Linked DNA regions of Homo sapiens: region 2 is linked to region 1. Evidence: read pairs that join two places in POLR2A ChIA-PET (ENCODE). Cell type or tissue: IMR-90. All regions are shown on one strand. Links, peaks and the distances in the headings refer to the core of each region. The heading gives the core; the rest is flanking DNA.

What was found. Peaks named below come from ENCODE experiments on the same cell type or tissue, not always from the same donor. Only the 100,000 strongest peaks of a DNase experiment are listed, where the experiment ranks them.
Region 2: POLR2A ChIA-PET joins it to region 1 with 7 read pairs; 3 of 35 experiments call an interaction of 5 or more read pairs at or near these places.

The regions. Positions count from the first base shown.
Region 1 is chr14:54,576,419-54,580,815 of GRCh38, forward strand. All of the region lies in intron 2 of SAMD4A (sterile alpha motif domain containing 4A), which reads left to right. Among named protein-coding and RNA genes, the nearest start is that of SAMD4A, 11 kb to the left of the region's middle. In IMR-90, for the core only: no CTCF peak of the experiment used is centred there; DNase peaks (open chromatin) are centred at 1,843 and 3,393; H3K27ac peaks cover 872 bases.
Region 2 is chr14:54,974,140-54,978,536 of GRCh38, forward strand. The region is part of intron 16 of WDHD1 (WD repeat and HMG-box DNA binding protein 1); the gene reads right to left. Among named protein-coding and RNA genes, the nearest start is that of WDHD1, 51 kb to the right of the region's middle. In IMR-90, for the core only: no CTCF peak of the experiment used is centred there; a DNase peak (open chromatin) is centred at 2,432; H3K27ac peaks cover 195 bases.

The DNA of each region.
Region 1 (4,397 bases), core at 94-4,093:
ACTTGTCTCCGTTTGAAAAAGGAAAAAGGAGGGAGAAACCAGGTTTTGCACATTGTAGGCATCTGAGAGGTTAATATTGGGCCTGTGCAAGATACCAGAAGAATATTTAAAACATGATCTATGAGCGTATGGATGAAGAAATAGGAACCAGCATGGTTTTGCTGTGAGTGGGAGGATGGACCGTGGAGAACTAATGCCATTTCCTATCTGATGGGGCAGTGGGAAAGGGGGGAGATAGCATTTGCTGAGAGACTTCTGTGTTCCAGGCAGATCACAGGGAATCCCATATCTAAGTTTCAGCATAGCCTTTGACAAAACCTCTTATTTCCTGATGAATTAATGGAGAAATAGCAGCAGGTGAGAATCTAGTTGTGTGGCTTTAGCGTGGTTTCAGTGACTGTTACAGGCCTGTCTCCAGCCACTGTCTGCCTAAAGGGAGATCTCTGGTGCTGTACATTGAAGCTCACATGTTGGACATTATCACTAGTGTCGATGGAATGTGACTTAGCCTGGGGTCCCCAAGAAGGCAGAGCCTGAGGCAAGGGCTGGTGTGCGGGTGGCTTATTTTGGGCACTGATCCCAGGCAACAGGAGAAGGGGCTACAAAGAGAGAAACAAGGAAGGAGGAAGAGCCAACACAAGCCTGCATTATCAAGCTGGTCACTGCTGTGGGCAGTGGGGGCTTAATCCCACAGGGATCCTCTGAGGAGCCACATAGAATGTGCTTGGGAAGTGGCTGAAGGACAGATGAGGTAGGCATGTATCCATTATTCCCCTCTCCCTTGGCCAAGTGTTGCCCCAGGGTACTGAGTCCCTGTACTTTCAGGTTTGTACGTGTTTCTGCAGGTGTCTCAAAGACGCCCCAAGGCAGAATGCTAGAAAGACATGGTACAGCCAAGGCAGGGTGCTGTCAGGTTATACCTGTGTGAAGCTGGGGGCCACAGCAAGGGCTGCAGTGTTATCCAAGCTAAGAAGGTGTTTGTAAAGTCTATGGATGAACCTAGAAGGATAGCTCATGGCTTGATGACAGAATCATGATCAAAATATTTGAATGTAACCAGATGACATATAAAGCATTAAAGTGTAGCCCCTACATTGGCATCCCCTAAACCTAAGCTAGAGAAGGCATAGTGCTTCAATAGCATGCATAAAAAGGGACTCTGGCTTTTAGCACACTTACAACTTCATATGAATAATGTCACAATGTGGTTGCGCCCAAAGCCACTAAACTCTGTAATACAGTCATTGTACTCAGAACAAGTCTGTGCTACCAGTCGCACTCTCCCTGGAGTCCAGGAGGCAGTTCTGGGTACACACTCGGAGGGAGATGGACAAATCAGGATGTGGCCAGAGAAGACAGAATGGCGGGGGGGCACTCGAAAGCCAGGGTGAACTGAGAAGAAGATGAGCAGAGAGCTGTCACTGCTTACTCAGAAAGCTGGCTTGGAGTTGAAGGGTTAAATTCTCCGTCCATGTAGAGGGCAGTGAGTGGAAGCTGCTGTTCATTTAGCTCAGAGTAGAGAAAAACTTTATGATGATTAGGGCTGCCCAAACAATGCAGTGGCCTGGGCTTCATCAGATTTGGACGAGCCTTTAGCATCAAGCAGAATAATCCTTTCGAGTAAGACTGGCTCCTGTTTATTGAGCACCTGCTCTGTGCCAGTTGTTTGCATAACATGACCTCATTTATTCTTCTCAATAACCCTATGAGATGAGGTAGGAACTGCCATTATTCCATTTGTCAGGGAGGAAACAAGCACTCTGGCTTCGGAACCACCCCACATGCCTCTCCACTGTAGGAATTTAGTGTCTATTTGCTTAGGAAAGAAGCTCTGATTTCTTGGATGACTTCCAAAGTCCCTTCTGACCTTAAGATTCTATGATTTCTATGAATCAGGAATGAAGATAGGAACACAAAACTATTGAGAGCAGAGGAGAAAGAGAGAGAGAGAGACAAGATGAGTAAATGAATGAATGAGTGAATAAATAAGGGTGGTTTTAAAAGTTTTCTTGGTGGGCGCACTGGCTCATGCCTGTAATCCCAGCACTTTGGTAGGCTGAAGCGGGCGGATCACTTGAGGTCAGGAGTTCAAGACCAGCTTGGCCAACGTGGCGAAACCCCATCTCTAACAAAAATACAAAAAATTAGCTGGGCGTGGTTGTGTGTGCCTGTAGTCCCAACTACTCGGGAGGCTGAGGCAGGAGAATTGCTTGAACCGAGGAGGCGGAGGTTGCAGTAAGCCGAGATCGCACCACTGCACTCCAGCCTGGGTGACAGAGCGAGACTCCATCTTAAAAAAATAAAAAATAAAAATAAAAGTCTTCTTGATTTCCAGTGTATTCCTCCTGCACTTTTTGGCCTGTTTGGACCACAGATTTGTGGCTTTTTATGAAATACACCTGTAGATTAATTTTCAGTTTTTTTATGGTAGTAGACAGTCAAAGGCTAGATCACTGTGATGAGTAGGGCTTCCACATTTAAGAAAAAGCTGTAATGAAGTGAATTGAATCTTGCTTCTTTTGGGTCACCCAAAAGCAGTGATAAGTGCTGAGTGTGTTAGGCACTTATTAACAAAAGTAACTCAGAATTGCTGTCTAAACCTCCATATCTTTTTTCTTCTCTCCGTGTAGTTCTAAAAATGACCATATGATATTCCTTGAATGGTAAGAGCGTCTATTCTTCTTAGCATGTTCTGTGTGTCACACACTGTGCAGACAGCAACATACACACACAAACACTATCTCCTGTTATTGAATGGATGAATGATACAAAGAAGCAGAACGAGTGGTTGTGAAAATTAAATGCCGTATATTTCAATAATTAGATAATGGGCTGACCTCTCAGAGTCAAGCACACTGTAAGTGCTTAATCCCTGGTTTCTAAGTTATATGAATCCCACAAAGTAGATACTATCTCCATTTTCCAGATGAGGAAACTTAGGTTTAGAGTGGTTGGAAATGTGCCTAAGGTCACCAGCATCTTTCTGATCCCAAAACCTATGTTGAATCCTTGCTATTGCATGAATGCTGAAGATAGATTCCAGTTCTTAGGTAAATGAAAATGTTGGCAATTGAACAAAAAACATGTATTTTTAATGGTAGTTTTAATAATTCACAGTAACATTGTATATGTTTCATCTTGGAAAAATTCTTTTCAGCTTGTCCATTTAAATATTCCTCTTACTTATGACATTTTAACTCTCCATAGCTTGGTATGGCTTAGCTTTGTTTTTCCACTGGCTTTAAAAAAATGAAGTGAAAGGCATTGATTTAAACATCTCTCTTCCTTTAAGGAAGACTCATGGAATGGATGCTTCTGTGGCCTCTGCATGAATGGGCTGGGCTTGAGGAGGGAAACAGGCCCTGCACACTGCAGAAAGGAAAGCCTAAGGAATGTGTTACATAATTGCTCATGACGTCCTTGACTTTGACAAACTAGGAAGTGATGTGCTGGGTCAGGATCTCCATAGGATCTGCAGTTGGTCAAAGTACCAGTCTGAGGGCTGTAAATTAAAATGAGCTCTCCTGTTGTTTGTAAGTGGTGGAAATTTTCAGAACATTAGTTTAGGAAAATATGTTACAGTTGGTATAAGAGTGAGTTGTATTTATTTCATTTACTAGCAACATGCAATTAAGGAAGTAGAAGAGACCTTACATACTGCAGCCCCTTTGTTGAAGACCTGAGAAGACTGAGGTGTACTGGGGTCCACTAAGGGCACCTGTTAGTAGGGGAAGAGCTGGTGTTAGATCCAGTCGCTTCCCGACTTTGACCTAGACTTTGGTATCACAACTTTCTCATGGCCGACTTGGCTGCCACAGTGAATGACTTCTTGTGCTGGAAATGAGAGAGGCTCTATTTACCTGAATTTCAAAGACTACATTCATTAAAATGGTCCCCTCAAAGTCATTTCCAGACTCCCCCACCCCTTTCTGTTTCTTTACTCACAATAAAGCACAGTTTGTTTGGATTGGAAAGTGATTAGCCCTCGTATTTTGAAATTGCAGAGTGTTATAGTGTAGGAAGCATGTTATAATCACTGTTCCAGCAATGTCTTCTTGGTTTATGCAGAATCTGACTTGGCTACTCTGGAGTTGCCCTAAACCCTAGTGGAGCACTGGGTGTCCTTCATGACTGCCCACTACCTGTGGGGAGAAATTTCATTCATTCGTTGGTTAAACAGTTCCTTACTGGGTGTTAATGTGTATGGTGGTGTGGACCAACCAGGAGTCTCCTTGTCTACGACAGCTCTTCCTGAGGGTCTTCCCCAGTCTCTTAGGGCTTGCTGGTGCCCTGCTGATACCTTTGTATAGCACTAGTCTCAAGGTACTGGTGTTGTTCACTATCTGATTACCCTGTGCCTTAGTCACTTTTATCCTCCAGTGCCTAATAGTGTGTCT
Region 2 (4,397 bases), core at 265-4,264, 400 kb after region 1:
GGCTGGGCACAGTGGCTCATGCCTGTAATCCCAGTACATAAGGAGGCTGAGGTAGGCAGATCGCTTGAGCTCAGGAGCTCAAGACCAGCTCGGGCTACATAGCAAAACCTCGTCTCTACAAAAAAATACAAAAAATACAAAAAATTTGCTAGGCATGGCAGCATGGACCTGTAGCTTTAGCTACTCGGAAGGCGGAGGACGGAGGATCGCTTGAGGCCAGGAGGCAGAAGTTGCAGTGAGCTGAGGTCACGCCACTGCACTCCAGTCTGGGCAACAGAGAGAGATTCTGTCTCAAAAAAAAAAAAAATTACTTCAATTTGTTTTCAAATTGACCACAAAACCTGTTTTGTTTTGTTTTTTTTTTTTTTGTTATATTAAAGAAAGAGTTTAAAAATGCCAAAATAATCAGGCGTGGTGGCTCACTCCTGTAATATCCCAGCACTTTGGGAGCCAAGGCCGGCAGATCACCTGAGCTCTGGAGATCGAGACCAGCCTGGGCAACCTGGCGAAACACTGTCTCTACTAAAAATACAAAAAATTAACTGGGCATGGTGGCACATGCCTGTAATCTCAGCTACTTGGGAGGCTGAGGCATAAGAATCACTTGAACCCGGAAGGAGGAGGTTGCAGTGAGATGAGATTGTGCCACTGTACTAGCCTGGATGACAGAATGAGACTCTGTCTCGAAAAAATAAATAAAAATGCCAAACTGGAGAAAACTAGGTCGTGTCCAGATTAACCTTGCCCCAGCCAGCAAGTTTTGCTTTTTCTTCTGTGTTGGACCGGACTGTCTTCTGCATTTGAGGGGACTTTGCTCACATCTCTTTTAAAGCACTTATTTGGGAGTAGCATAATGACTTTACAAGCCTACCTCTTCCAGGCCACAGCCTCATTTATCTTTGTGTGGTATAGCACATCTAGTCGGTACTATAATAAATGCTAATTCAGTGAACACAACTAGGAAAAATGTCTAGTTTTCAAGCACATTAAATAACTCTTGTTTTGAAAAACTAAACAGAAAAAGAAAGAAGGTCTCTGTTGGTAGAGAGCAAATTAGACTGTAACACAGCAAAATTTATTAACTCTCAGTTATGTATTAACCAGTAGTGTCATGAAAAAATCTTTAGAAGAAACAATACTTGGTAAACTGAAGTTCAGCTCAAAGGGGGCAGGGATGACATTAATACAGATCAGTAATTTCTCATATTCATAATTTTTTTTTTTTTGAGACAGAGTTTCCCTCTGTTGCCCAGGCTGGAGTACAGTGGCGCAATCTCGGCTCACTGCAACCTCTACCTCCCAGGTTGAAGCGATTCTCTTGCCTCAGCCTCCCAAGTAGCTGGGATTACAGGCATCTGCCACCAGGCCTGGCTAATTTTTGTATTTTTAGTAGAGACAGGGTTTCACCATGTTGGCCAGGATAGTCTCAAACTCCTGACCTCAGGGTGATCTGCCTGCCTTGCCCTCCCAAGGTGCTGGGATTACAGGCGTGAGCCACTGCACCCAACCTCATATTCATAATTAAAGGAAAATAGGAAAATTTTATATTGACTTAAATTAATGCTTTTTTTTTTAAAGAGACGGGGTTTTGCTGTTGCCCAGGCTGTCTGCAAACTCCTGGGCTCCAGTGATCCTCCTGCCCCTGTCTTTTAAGTAGCTGGTATTCAGGTGTGCACCGATGTGACACGCTCTCAAATGAATTTTTAAAAATTATTTTTCACAAAATGTACTTTCTTTTAAAGGATCTCTGAACAAAAAGAAAGCATAAATACCACTGAGTTGGGTTAGAAAATGCATTTAAAGTTAAAAGAATAAAGAAAGAGGTATCACTAAGTCACTTCATCTTCACAGAAATTCTGTGAAATGGGTACACTGTGGTTTTAGAGATGAGGAAACAGTGGCACAGAGCCAGGGCTACTGAACGAGGATTTCAGCCAGGATACCACAAGCAGGCAGTGTCACTCGAGAGCTCGAGCTCTGGACCACTAGGCCACATTGGCTTTCCAGAGAAGCATGTGATTTGCTATCTTTATCACAAACAATGAGAGCAAACAGAGGCATTAAAAATGCAAATAAATATGAAGATGAATTTCTTTATTTCCTTTTTATTTTAGAGACAAAGTCTCCTTCTGTCACGCAGGTTGGGGTGCAGGGGCTGTATAACCTTGAACTCCTGGGTTCAAGTCATACCCTTACCTCAGCCTCCCGAGCAGCTGGGACTACAGGCATGTACCACCATGCCTGGCAGGGTCTCTCTATGTTGCCCAGGCTAGCCTCAAACTCCTGGCCTCAAGTGATCCCCATGCTTTGGCCTCCCGATGTGTTGGGATTACAGCTGTGAGTCACAAAGCCTGGCCAAAAATGAATTTCTTGCTAGCCAAAATAGGTAAGGCTCTTTAAACACAACAGCAGGCTACTAAAAAAGTGATTGCAGAATTTTATTCCCCGAACTTCCATGTACCGCTATCCACAGAAAGGAAATGAATCATCTCTAAATATGCCAACATGTTAAGCAAAACTGGTGTGAAAAGTACAGTAAGCCATACTGAGAAGTGTTGCTTCCAATCTTTGAAAAATATTTAAGGCTATATACCAAAAAATAAATAATAAATAATAAATAAATAAATGTTCTACAAGGGTGTACCAAAAAAAAAGAAAAATATTCTTATTCAAGTTTATTATTCCAGCATAAAGCCAGGAAAATATGAAAATATGAAAACAGTCTGCAGTTATCAATTTATCACATAATATACAAATAAATACATTTCTATCAACAGATTTTTTAGTGTATCTTCTCAGTGCTTCAAATGCCTACTGTATAAGATTCCCCTCAGTAATTCAATTATTCTACAACAAGCTGGTCTTTATAGGAGAAGTATTTATTCTTTCAATCTACTTATCAGCTAACTCCCTTTGTTCCTATATTTTAATACAAAAAAATAAGGTTGTTTTTTTTTTGCCAATAAATAGATGTGTACTCTCTACCAAATTACTTTAATCTTTTTGGACCTTAGTTTTCTCATATGTAAAAATTGGGGAGAAGTGCTGGGGGTGAAGAGAGACAGCAAATAGACCAAAAGAACTTGGTAGTTCCCATTCTTTTATTCCTGTAGGGCTGCTGAGCTATTATAAAGTGTCTAGGAATGCACACAAGCACCATGAATTGTCTGTAGACCAAATACAAAAATAGTTTCCACTTTACATACTAAAATTTTCACATGTATGCAGATAACGTGATTTGTAAATACAATTTTATATTAAAATAAAATTTTCAGGTCTACAGAAGCTTATGTTATCATGCCTGTAATCCCAGCACTTTGGGAGGCCAAGGTGGGAGGATCACTCGAGGTTAGTTCAAGAAAAGCCTAGGGAACATAGCGAGACTGTGTCTCAATAAAGAAATATTCTTTATTAGCTGATACTAAATGTAGAGCTACTAGAGCTACTATTATTTGGAGGCATGAACTGTTCAACATTTAAAAAAGGACTCTTGTTCAAGTCCAGCCTGGATAACGTAAGGAGACCCTGTTTCTAAATAAATAAATAAAAAGGGCTCTTATATTTGAAAATGTCAGGAGCTACTAGTATAGACGGTTTCTAAAATCCTTCTAAGTGTAAAAGCTGTAATTTACAGTCCATTATTTCTTTATCCATTATTGAATATAACAGTTAAATGTTACCAGCTGTAATTATCGTAGTTTTTAACAAGTTAAAATTCTTTACAAATCTTAAATAAAAAGCAAGTAAAAAATGTGTTCCAAAGGGTTGTGTGGAAAAAAAAAAAAAGCATGTTAAGAAAAAAAAAGCCAGCTGGATAAATTACTAAGGGTGTGAAAACTGCAATTGATGAAATACTTGTAATATTAAATGAAATGAAGAAGCAAAATTGTTCATTGCAGATGACTAATTTCATATATTGCAAATAAATAATTTCATATACCTCTAAGATAATGACATTCACTAACAAAATGAATAATCTTACTTGAATAAGCATTAGGCAGAATAGTAAAAATCCTCATAGGTTCAAACCTTAACCTACTATTAAGATAGACTGTGAATTCTTTAATTCAAATTACTAAACTAACTAGATTCCTGAAAATGGACATGCAAGAAATCACTGAGAACAACCTACACTATAAGAACTACTAAAAATAGTGAATGTGGCTTGGCATCTGGCTTATACCTATAATCCTAGCACTTTGGAAGGCTGATGCAAGAGGATCAGTTGAGGCCAGGAATTAGAGGTCAATCTGGGCAAGATGGTGAGACCCCATCTTTACAAAATATTTTTAAAAATTAGCCAGGTGTGGTAGCCTGTGCCTGTAGTTCTACCTACTCAGGAGACTGAGGTGCCAGGATCACTTGAGCCCAGGAATTCAAGGCTGCAGTGAGCTATG